Linked DNA regions of Homo sapiens: all the other regions are linked to region 2. Evidence: chromatin contacts called from ENCODE Hi-C data. All regions are on one chromosome and are shown on one strand. The core of a region is the stretch at or near the end of the contact, and the rest is flanking DNA. Distances in the headings are between cores, read along the strand shown.

What was found. Hi-C counts contacts between places; a loop is a spot of excess contacts on that map. Pooled maps may share reads with other maps.
Region 1: a map with no recorded cell type shows a loop between it and region 2 (10-fold over the local background). The contact joins the promoter of ANP32B here to the promoter of CARD19 in region 2. A Hi-C loop is called at or near these places in 2 of 37 single-sample maps with no recorded cell type and 5 of 50 pooled maps.
Region 3: a pooled map shows a loop between it and region 2 (26-fold over the local background). The contact joins the promoter of ZNF367 here to the promoter of CARD19 in region 2. A Hi-C loop is called at or near these places in 4 of 37 single-sample maps with no recorded cell type and 7 of 50 pooled maps.

What each region holds. Positions count from the first base shown.
Region 1 is chr9:97,981,956-97,985,777 of GRCh38, reverse strand. It overlaps ANP32B (acidic nuclear phosphoprotein 32 family member B), which reads right to left and starts at 2,437. Exons shown (of 7, transcript NM_006401.3): 1 at 2,169-2,437. The coding sequence starts at 2,222. The region is part of intron 2 of LOC124902226 (a long non-coding RNA gene); the gene reads left to right. LOC124902225 (a long non-coding RNA gene) reads right to left here and starts at 342. Exons shown (of 2, transcript XR_007061685.1): 1 at 257-342. RefSeq lists silencers at 1,108-1,337, 1,368-1,417, 1,428-1,627, 1,698-1,777, 1,968-2,057 and 2 more and an enhancer at 1,685-2,567.
Region 2 is chr9:93,094,950-93,098,499 of GRCh38, reverse strand. CARD19 (caspase recruitment domain family member 19) reads right to left here and starts at 2,283. Exons shown (of 6, transcript NM_032310.5): 1 at 2,148-2,283. The coding sequence starts at 2,154. LOC101927993 (a long non-coding RNA gene) reads left to right here and starts at 2,990. Exons shown (of 4, transcript NR_188444.1): 1 at 2,990-3,132; 2 at 3,486-3,550. RefSeq lists enhancers at 1-52, 3,246-3,295 and silencers at 1,926-2,035, 2,056-2,805, 2,826-3,135.
Region 3 is chr9:96,415,799-96,419,628 of GRCh38, reverse strand. It overlaps ZNF367 (zinc finger protein 367), which reads left to right and starts at 1,259. Exons shown (of 5, transcript NM_153695.4): 1 at 1,259-2,016. The coding sequence starts at 1,597. RefSeq lists silencers at 113-382, 643-1,302, 1,413-1,552, 1,853-2,092 and enhancers at 1-444, 445-978, 2,453-2,692.

The DNA of each region.
Region 1 (3,822 bases), core at 1,188-3,687, 4.9 Mb before region 2:
CAATATTACTTCATATATGAAAACATCCTCTAAGGGGAACAGCAGACCAACTGTGTTTCCCAGAGGGAACACTACTCTTGAGAATTTTAAAAGACCTTTAGTTTGAGCATATCCTAAAGAATTCAAATTCTAGATTTTAACGCATTTCTGAAGACCCACGTGTGTACTTCTCTTGCGGGCACTTTGGCTAATTTTAGCTACTCCATATTCTACGGATTTGCAATTACGCCGCAATGGAAAAGTCTGGAATAAACACCTTCTCAAGCCAAGAAAGCCTCTCAAGTTTTGAGGCGCGAGCTGGGCGATAGGCTAGCACGTGGCGGGCACAAAATGTCTGACGGAAGGTCGGAAGAACGCACGCCCGCGACCCTCCATCTCGCAACCCCCGGAGCGGCCCACCCTCGCGGGCCCTCCGGGAAGGACAGCGCCGTGCGGTGGAGCCCGGCCCGCCCCGCGTTAGTGGTGACCTCAAAGACTAGAGAGCAAGGATTTAAAATGTCGAGCACACCAGGTAAACCCTGGTCGACGAATTCCCACAAGTTCGCGACTTGTTAACCACAGCCACCTGAGGGCACGAAACCTGGCCGCTCGCTTAGCCCAGAGCGGGTCGGGAGGCCCCGCGGGGCCGCCCTCCGCGGGAAAGCCACTGGCCCGCTGGGGCACCCGGCCGCGGCGCTAACTGGCCCGCGCCGGTCCGCGGCGGGGGGGGGGCTCGCGACGGCGGGCAGCCGCGCTAAACCCGGGAGACGAATGGGGCAATTCCCACAGGTCGGACCCACGCCCACGCAGCCGCGCCGCAAGAGGGCCGCCCTCAGGCCCCTACAGCCCGCAAGGCGCGCGGCCGACCGCACCAGGCCGCTCTCAAGCACGTGGGAGGCCAGAGGCCGCCCGGCCCACGAGCCGAGCCGAAGCCCGCCCAAAATCCCGCGCGCCCGGCGCGGGGCGGGGGCGGCCGCCTGCCGTTGCCCTTTTAAGAAGGGGGAGGGGGTCGGCAGCGCGCCCGCGACGGGATGAGTCGGCGGCGGCCGCGGCGCGCGGCTCCCGCCAGTGGGAGCCAAGCCCCGGCGGGGCGGGGGGAAACAGACCGAGGGCTCGGCGCGGGAAGAGGCGGCCGCCAGCCAGCGCCGAGGGCGGGCGGGCAAGGCCAAGCTCGTGGGCCGGCTCACCAGGCGCAGGGAGACGGGCACCCGCCAACATGGCGCTGCGGCGGCCTGTGGCGCGCCCCGGCTGGCGTGAAGAGCCGCCGCCCGCCCACACGGAGGGGCCAGCCTCCCGGGGCAAGGGCAGGGGCCCCGGGCGCCGCCGCCGCGGCACAGGGGGAAGGGCGAGGCCGTCGCCACAACGGTTGGCCTTGGTCGACCCGGGCTGCCCCTGGGAGGCAGGAGTGGGCAAGGCCGAGGGCGAAGAGGGAGCGAGAGAACGGGGGAGAAAGTTTTATTTTTGGGCTTGAAAAATGGCGGGAACCACGTCCTTTTTTCAAACTTGGCCTCGGGAGGGGCGGCGGTTGCGCCACCTCCGCCGCCCTGGCCCGCCCCTCCCCCGCTCCGCGCGCCGGGCCGCGCCCGCCCAGGCCTCCAGGCGCCCGAGGGGGCTTCTCGCTCCCTTCAAAAGAAAAAAGCCCCCTCCTCGCCCCACGACTGCTGACCTCGGCCGGGCCGGCGCCCACGGCGAGCTCCGGCCACAAGAGCCCCCGTCCCGCCCCACCCGCGCCCCTTCCCCGGCCGGCCCGGGGCGCGCGGAGCCCGGCCTGGCCCAGGCGGGGATGGCCGCGCAGCTCCTCGGCAGGCCGGGCCTCCGCCCGGCCGCGCATCCCGGGAGGCTGCAAACATGGCTCCCAGCGTTACACAACCCCCGCCTCCCTCTCTCGCCGCCGGCCACTTGCACACGCGCTCCCTCAGGGGAAAGACCCCGGCGGGCGAAGCGCTCAAAGTTTGCTTTCCCCCACACCGCTGCCTCCCCCCGGCCGCCCCAGGGGCCCGCGGGCGGCAAAGAGTTAATCCTCGCGCGCTCGCTCCCCCCTCCGCGCCCGCCCGCCTTCCCCGTCCGAGCCCACGAGCTGCGCTCTTCCCCGCGCCGGGGCCGGCGAACCCTCAGCCCGGGCCCCGCAGGTGGCCACCATTACATGCAAGTCATCGGGGGAGAGGGCACCCAGAGGGGTCTCTGCTTACAGCTGCCGGGGTCCGGTTCCTCAGCTCCAGGTGGATCCTCCTCTTCATGTCCATGTTCCCCTCTTCCCCCCTCTTCAAACTTAACTTTCCGCGGCGGGGGCGGAGGGGGGAGAGGCGTCCCGGCTTGCGCAGCGAGGGCCGTCGGAAGGGTTTGCTAGCGGCGGAGGCCGGCGGCGCGGTCCTGGGTGGCGGGCGGCGTGCGGGCAGGCGAGCGGAGCCCCCGGAGCCAAGTTACTCACGGGAGCGGAGAGAAACCATGGAGGGAAAAGGGGGCTGGAGCGCAGCGCTGGGCTCACTACCGCCGCCCCCGGCCGCGGCCTGCACTGCGCTTAAACCGGCGACGCGGCGCGGCAGCTGCTCGGCTCCACTCGGCCCCGCGCGGCGCTGCTCGGCTCGGCGGCCGCGGCTGCACCAAGGCGGGGCGGGGAGACTCGCGGCGGGCGGGGCGGAGGCTGGGGAAAGGCGCAGCCCGAATAGAGGAGCGACTTCCTCCCTCTCTCCGATTGCACGTGGGGCGGCTGATGTAAGACCTTTCTCGTGGGTGGGGGGGCTTCCCCGCCCCCCGGCCCCCGCCGCGCTGAGACTCCTTCTACCTCCGGCCCCACGTCGTCGCGCCCGGAGCTGGGCTTGCGGCCCGGGCTGGGAGGTTCGCGGGAAGGGTTGGTGGGAAGCTTTGCAGTCCGGCTGCGGGGGTCCCTAAAACCCAGTCCATCCGGGGAGGCTCACGGGGGCGGCCCGACGCCCGCGGAGGCGCGAGATGTGAAGAAGCCGGGGACAGGCTTTGACGTTCACCTTTTGCCTGCCACACAGTCTGGGGCCAACAGGCCGAACCCCGCTGCCTCCTTGGCAGACTGGCGTCCGTAGTGCCGCCGAGGATCCCCCCCGTCGGGACGGAATCGCGGCCGACCGGCCCTGGCAGGGCAGCTGGGGTCGCTTGCTAAGCCACAGAGCAGCCGAGCATCCCCACCCTGTTCAGGAGAGTCTCCCTCGGTTTTCTAACATTTTAATAGGAGCTAGAGAAGGAAACGATTAGCATTTCTAATAGGGCCTCAGGGTTTCCCCGCAGACTTTTTTTTTTAATCTCATTTATTCCTTAGGGCACCCCTGTGAAGTGTGTAAATTCTTGGTGGTCTAAGTTTCGCTGAAACCTGGCAGGCAGCCTTTGTCATGGTCTGGCCCAAAGGGTCCCAGGGGTTAGAGCACCAGATCGGGATGAGTGTTGTGCTTTGCAGAACACCGGGGAATGACGTTATATTCAGCGTACAATAAGTAAATACATAATGTGTCAAATCAAATACAATCTAAGAAGATCGTACTGACAAGAAGCACCAAAAACTAAGAACAATTTGTTAAAGAAAAACTTGAAATTCTATGTATTAACATGAAGTTTTATGGAAGTTAAGAAAGTGCCCCCTTTCCTATTTTACCTAAGTTTTAGTGGCAAACAACCCAAATTTAGTTGTAAACCAATTATATATCAGCTTTTAAAATACTGAGTGAGTTAACATTTGAAGATGAAAGTTTTAGAAGGAATATGGGAAAAGAAAAACTTTCTGGTAGTAGTTCCCTGACTCCGTTTGTAGTCTCAGCAGACGTCTTTATGACAAGGGAAAATGGAGACAGATGTTCTCAGGGTTACAAAAGGTCTGTAACT
Region 2 (3,550 bases), core at 1,034-3,533:
CTTCTTGCCAGGCTGGCACCAGGACTATGGACCCCCATTCAAACACCCCAATATGAACCTTCTTATCAGCCCAGACTGATGCCCTCAGCCTGGCATTCAAGGCCCCGTGGGAGCTGGCCCCACCCACTCTCACCGGGCCCTCTAGGCCCACAAGACATCTCAGCCCAGGCTGAGAATACCTGTTCCTTGGTTTCCACCTGGTTAATTCATGTTCACCTTGCTGTTCTACGTGCAAAAGGCCTTCCTGAGTTCCTGTCATCCCCAACCAACTGGAGTCCAGACACTTGGGCATCAACCTCCTCTCCCGAATTTCTTCCAGGAAACCCCTTCTCTCAGTGCTCAGCCCAACTAAAACTGCTCACTCCCCGGCACAGCCCAGGGGGTAACTTGTCAAGCACCTGCCCCACGCAGACACCTCCTCAGCGTTCTGCAGGCACTGGCTCACATGCGCTGCTCACAGCGAGGGCTGGCGCAAGGCAGGACCCCAGTTGGTGCATGGAGGCAGTGAGCCTGGGACTATGGGTCTGCAGCCTCGCAGGGCTGTCCATATGACCCTCCCAGAGCTGTGCTCCATGGGCCTTGGTTCCCCATCCCAAAAACTAAGGGTTGTGAGGGAATGTCTCCAGGCCCAGTGAGTAGACATAGCAGGTAGGAAGCATACACTGGACAAGGTGAGGCCTATAGTCAGAGCCTTCAGGGACCCCTGCCTGATGTGGTTTCCCAGCTCCAGGGTCCCCTTATGCAAGGAAGCTTCCCTGACAGGCAGAAAGGGACAAAGTCCCTTTGTGCAGGAAGGCTCCTTAATGGACAGCAAGGCCTCAGGCTCTGCCAACACCCAGTCCCTGGGACAGGGCTCCCTGGAGACCAACACAGCTCTGAGTTGTGTCCCACGCATTCTGATGAACTCACTAAGGGAATTACGGAATCCCAGCCTGGGCAGGGCACAATTTAAGACTTTGTTTCCCCATCTGTACACAGACGAGATATTCCAGGTGTCCCCATCTGATCATTTTCAAACAGGAATCACCCAACACAGGGTCCAATGCACAGTAAGTGCTCAGAAATGAGAGCCACAAATAAGAAGAGTTAGAAGGGAGGACAAAGGGGAGCAGGTGGCAGCTGGGGTCTCTTGTGGCCTAGGCTGGAAGTCTCTTCTGGCCTGGTGTCCTGGAAGTCATCAGTTTCCAGCCCATGAGATCCTATTTGTGGGCAGGACCTAGGCTGAGACTCAAGAGAGCGAGCACCGAGAGAGGACTAGGGACTTCTGGGGCTACCCTGAGCCCCTGAGCCAATTCTGCTCCATGAAACAGAACAGTAAGAATGAAGTGTAGCTTCTGGGAACCCCCATACTCCCTGGCCGGGCTGCCATGGGGTCCCTTACCAGCCCATCACCCTCATGGGGCTTCTCCAACAGGGGAAGGTCCACAGGGCAGAGTCACCCTGTTTGGGATCAGGAGGATGGTGGGCAGGTCCCCAGACCAGAGAGGCCCTGGGGAGGAAGGCTGGGCTGGGGCCACTAGCGTGGAGCACAACAACCTTGGGGGGTCCAGTCGCTGTCCCCGATTCTCTTAGAACTAAACAGGGGCAAGAGCGTCGTGGACCACCGAAGGAGTCTGGGAGACTCCAAGAGTCCCACAGGAATCACATGCCGCCGAGGAACGCATCGCCTGTCCCGCGACCTCGCTGGGGTGGTTGTAAGGATGGAGCGTTGTTTCCGTGGCCAGAATCACAGCAGGACCGCTGTGAATTCTCTCCGGTGTCATTTCTACCACCTCCTACTCTTTCAGACCAAATTCCCCACCACGGGACACACACACATTGGCAGTGGCTGAGCCCAGACCGCGGCTGTGCAGCCCCACCCTGGAGCTGCCTTGTAGCCCCCGCCCTCTTCGGGCCCCGCACCTGGCCACCACCCATCATGCCCGGCACCGCCTCGGCTGGCACGGCCCCGCCGGGTAGAAGCCCCGGGACACCCACCACTTCGCGGGGGTGCACTCGCGCACCACCGACAGCTGACGGGCCAAGGTCACTCGGCCCCCGCTGCCCAGGCGCGGCCTGCAGGCGACTCGCAAGGCAGCCGGACCCCCGGGCCGGGCCACCCATCCAGGGCGCCCGCATCCCTGCCGCCCAGCCGACCCCGTGCCCACCTGTCATGGCGACGGACACAGCGCCGCCCGCAGTCCCCAGCGGTCTGCCCCGCCGCGCGTCCGCCCCTCGGTCAGCCGCCCGGTCCACCAGCTCCAGCGAACGCCGCCCGCGGGCCGTGCTCGCCCGCCCCTTTTGGCTAGGCCAGCCCCCCGGCTTTGGCTGTGTAGCCTCGGGGACTCTAAACCCCGCCCTTTGACGAGCCCCGCCCCCTACCGTTAGGCCCCGCCCCTTCCGCGCCCGCTACGGCTCCCCCAGGGCTCTAAACTCCGCCCCTCTCACTCGAGTCCCGCCCCCTTGCCGTCCTGGGATAGGCCGCTGCGAGGATCCTGGAGCCTTGCCCCTCACTCGAGCCCCGCCCCCTCCGGCGTCGGCTTCCGCCTCTCCCGGAGTTCTGAGCCCCGCCCTGCACCTGAACCCCGCCCCCTCCGACGACGGCTTCCGAGCCTCAAGGAACCCCCCACCGGGCCCCGCCCCTTACTCGAGCCCCGCCCCCCTCCGTCGTCGGCCTCCGCGCCTCCAGGGGCCCTGAGCCCCGCCCCTTCCTGCTCTGCCATGCGACTGCGGGCGTGGGCGGGCGACTGCGGGCGTGGGCGGGCGCCACCGGACTCCCGCCCCTCCCAGCGTCAGTTAAGACGCCGCGAGGGGCCCAGAGTCCCTCCCCTCGCTGGGCCCCGGTCCCGCCGGCGTCTATAACGCCGTCGCAGCGGCCTTTAACCCCGCCTCTCACTCGAGCCCTGCCCGCGTCCAAGTCCCGCCCTCAAGGCGGCCTCAGCTACGACCGCCGCGCGCCTCCCTGGAGGCGCCCGCTCCTGCCCGGAGCCCTGCCCGTCTTGGGCCCGCCCTTCCGGGCCCTGCCGCGTTGAGTGGCGGAGTCGGGATCCAGGTGGCCCGCCGGCCGGCTCAGTCCACCTCCCCGCTCCCGGCCTCGCGCCCCACCCCTTGGATGAGAAAACTGAAACTGAGAGGGGACGTGACTGATCCAACGTCATACAGAAAGTCAGGCCCTGGGGAGTACAGGGCCAGGCCTGGGGCAAAAGGCCGGTGGGCGTCCAGTACGCCACAGGGACCAGCCAAAGGAGGCAGTGCCCAGTGATGCTTTCCCAAATCCAGGGGAGAAGGACTCAACGGTGTGACCTCGCTCGGCGGGGTGGGGGGGGGACACCTTCTTGGGGGACCCCAGTCCCCCACCTTCAAAAGAAGACACTAGCTTGACAGTGTGACCCGAACTAGAGAGGTCACTTAACCTGCCTGAGCCTCAGTTTCCTGGACTGTAAAATGAGTGACCTTGGGCCAACTCCACTTCCCTCCCGCTTTCCTTCCTGCTTTCCCTCTCGTAGGCCTGGCATTTCCAGCTCCGGAGCCCGCCACAAGAAGCTCCTAGCCCCACATGATGTGAATGCAC
Region 3 (3,830 bases), core at 10-2,509, 3.3 Mb before region 2:
AGCTATTCAGCTTAGTTATCTGTTATTATACAGTCGTGTTCTAACTTAATTACCAATCCTAACCCTTAACCAATGGATATTCATTCATCCATTCAGCAAATATTTATTGAGCCCCTACCGCGAATCAGGCGGTGCCTGGGAATCTGTATTCCCAAGAACAAAACGCAGCTCCCCAGGCCACATCTAGCGGGTAGGAAGCCGGGCAACCCCTCCGCCCGGTCCTTCCTCTGCAGCCTGCGAGCCCCACCCGGGCCGCGGTCGGCGCCAGCCAGGCGGGGCTGGGGCGGGGCGGGCAGAGGACGTTGGGGCTCCGCGCGTCCCGGCGCGAGTACTAGGACGCGGCCGGGGCAGGTGGGGGCCGAGCAAAGTAGGGCGCTGCCCCGACTCCCGGAGCAGCCGCTCGGTAGAGCGGGGTCGCCGGGGTGGGGAGATCCCCGAGGCAACTTCGGGGCATCAGTCCAGGGTGAGAGTGTCTACTCTCGCCCGGCTCTTGTGGCCTCCGCGCCGCGAGCGGCCCGCAGGGACTTCGGAGGCCACTTCCTGGACTCTCCCCTTTCCACAGATGGGGAACCGGAGGCCCACAATCGGCCCGGAGGAGTCAGGGCGGTGCTGACAGGGCTGGTTCACAGAGCGTGCAACAGCTGAGCAGACGGAACTCGATTAAGAAACCAGGCACGCCGGGTGCCCATCAGGACCTCGGGCAGCAGAGACTCCAGCCGCCGGGCGGGTGGTGGGACCGAGGGCGGGGCGGGCGGCGGGGCCCCAGCCCTTTAAACTCCCTGCGCGCGGGAACCGCGGCCCAACAACCAACGGCGGGCGGGGCCGAGCGGGGCGCGCGCCTCCACCGCCCAACGATCACCACCCCCCCCGACCCCGCCCCGCCGCTGTCCAATCAGCCGCCCTCTTGCCGCCCTCCCCGCCGCCCTTGTCTCCCTGGCCCGGACTAACCACGCGGAGGGACGGCGGGGCGGGGCGGCAGGCGGGTGTGTCCGGGCGAGTGGAGACGCCGCGCGCTCCACTGGAGTTTCGAACGCTGTTGGCCCTCCAGACAGAAAAAAATATAAGAGCGGCGGCCAATGGCGAGGTGGGAAGGACCCGCGCGCAGACCCGGCCCCGCCCCGGCCGGCTGGAAAGAAGGCCAGGCCTGGCCATTGGCTCGCGCCGCCTGTCACTCGCCGGTGCGGCCAGCGGGCAGCGGCCTCGCGGTGACTGGTTCCGCCCAGGCGCGAAATGTAACGCGGGAAAAGCCGGGGCAGGCACCGCGGCGGCAGGTTGTTATTTTTGGGGGCTCAGCGCCGCGCGTCCTGCTTTCCTGTCACCGCAAGGGCCGGGCCGCCCGCTGCTTCCCACCCCTGCAGCCTGCGCTGCGGAGTACAAAGAGCGGAGGGCGCGCTTGACCTGGGGCTGGGGTCCAGCCCTGCCCGCCGGTGCCGTCTGCTCAACTAGTTAGGTGGCTGCTGCGCAGGATTCCGGGAAACGTCAGTCTGCCATGAGCCGGCAGGACTGAGCCTGCGACTCGGAGCAGAGCGAGTGAGGGGCAGAGCGGTGCTCAGGAGTGCGGCCCGGGGCCGCCGGAGCTGGGGGTCGGGCCGGGCGATGATCCGGGGCTTCGAGGCGCCCATGGCGGAGAACCCGCCGCCGCCGCCGCCGCCCGTCATCTTCTGCCACGACTCCCCGAAGCGGGTGCTGGTGTCGGTCATCAGGACGACCCCGATCAAGCCAACGTGCGGCGGTGGAGGGGAGCCGGAGCCGCCGCCGCCGCTCATCCCCACCAGCCCCGGCTTCAGCGACTTCATGGTGTACCCGTGGCGCTGGGGCGAGAACGCACACAACGTGACGCTCAGCCCTGGGGCCGCGGGGGCCGCCGCCTCGGCCGCCCTGCCTGCAGCCGCAGCCGCCGAGCACTCGGGGCTTCGTGGCCGGGGCGCGCCCCCGCCCGCCGCCTCGGCCTCCGCCGCCGCCTCGGGAGGTGAGGACGAGGAGGAAGCGAGCAGCCCAGACAGCGGCCACCTCAAGGTGAGCGGCGCGGGCGGGCGGGCGGGCGGGACGTGGGGCAGCCGGGGCCCGTTAACGGTGCGGCGGGCGGGGCGGAGTTGAAAACGCGAGGTCGATCCGGCTACGGCGGGGGCTGCGGCTGACAGGATGCTGACGTCACTGCCGCGCGCCAAAAACCGGCCCCAGTCGGGGGGGGCCTGTCACGTGACAGGCGGGAGCGGCGCGGGAGACCGTCCTTGCGGCAGGTGCAGTGGGCGGGAGCGCGGCCCGGGGTCGCTGGGGAGGCCGGGTCAACGGCCACTGACATCCTCCCGGCGGGCTGCCGAGTCCTCAGTTCCGAGAGGAAACGAGAGGGATGAGGGCCTTGAGTTGTTCCACCGACTGCGAGAGGGCAGGGAGCGCACAGTGTTTGCTCCATTACTGCAGATCGCCCTCGCCCTGTTAAAAGATGCCCTGCAGAGACAGCCGAAGAGCAAGAAAGGACTTCTGGGCCTGTTCTGCGGCTGAAGTTGTGCCTTCGCTGCCTTTCATTTATCCAGCATACTACTTGCTAGGTGTTGAGAGCACATAGTGGAATGGGACGCTAAAATTGCTTGCAGTCTCCGACTGCTTAAAGCTGGGAAGGTCGTTACCACTGGTTCAAACCTATTTTACAGATCAGGCAGCTGGGGCTTACAGTGATTAGTGAGGCGACCTTCCCACGATGGCACAGCTCAGTAGTGGAAGAGCGGGGACTAGGTCGAGGTTTTGTGGCTTTTAGTCCTGCATGTGTTTGGGGTGACTTTCTGCTGACTTATACTGAACTCTGTAGACTGTAAGCTCCAGGTGAGCCAGGAGTATTTCTATCTAGAAGACTATATGACTTTACTACCTTACATTCTGTAAATGCTCAATAAAGGTGCTCAAAAAATATTTGTGTAATGAATGAATGGTGCTAACAGAAGGGTAATATCCAGGTTCCATTTGTTAAGTGGCTGTATAAGATAAGCAATTTGCAAGAGATAACAAGTAAATCACATAGTGGATAACTGCATCTGTATCAGCACATAATGTATAAGTTGAAACGAGTTTGATCATTTTACATGCAGTCACAAGGATGTTGAAACTACATTGTTTGGGTTTTGAGGAAATTGATATATTTTATGTGGCATTATTATTAAATAATTATAAGGTTATAAAACTATAGGTTTTTATACACTTCAGCTCTTGAAACTGCACCTCAGTAAACATTTGAAAGAACAGAACCTGGGCCGGGTGCGGTGGCTCACGCCTGTAATCCCAGAACTTTGCGAGGCAGAGGCGGGCGGATCACGAGGTCAGGAGATCAAGACCATCCTGGCTAACACGGTGAAACCCCGTCTTTACTCAAAATACAAAAAATTAGCCGGGCTTGGTGGTGGGCGCCTGTAGTCCCAGCTACTCGGGAGGCTGAGGTAGGAGAATGGCGTGAAGCGGGAGGCGGAGCTTGCAGGGAACTGAAATCAGGCCACTGCGCTCCAGCCTGTGCAAAAGAGCGAGAATCCGTCTCAAAAAAAAAAAAAAAAAACAACAAAAAAAAAAACCATAACAGAGCCTGGTGAGGTGGCTCATGCCTGTGATCCCTTCAGGAGGCTGAGGCTGGGGAATCACTTGAGACCAGGAGTTCAAGACCAGCCTGGGCAACATAGACCGCATCTGGCGGCCTGCACCTATATACGTAGCTACATGGGAGGCTGAGGCAGGAGGATCACTTGAGACCAGGAGTTTGAGGCTACAGTGAGACATGATAGCACCACTGCACTTCAGTCTGGGTGACAAAGCAAGACCTCAACTCTTTAACAAAAATTGAAGAAACT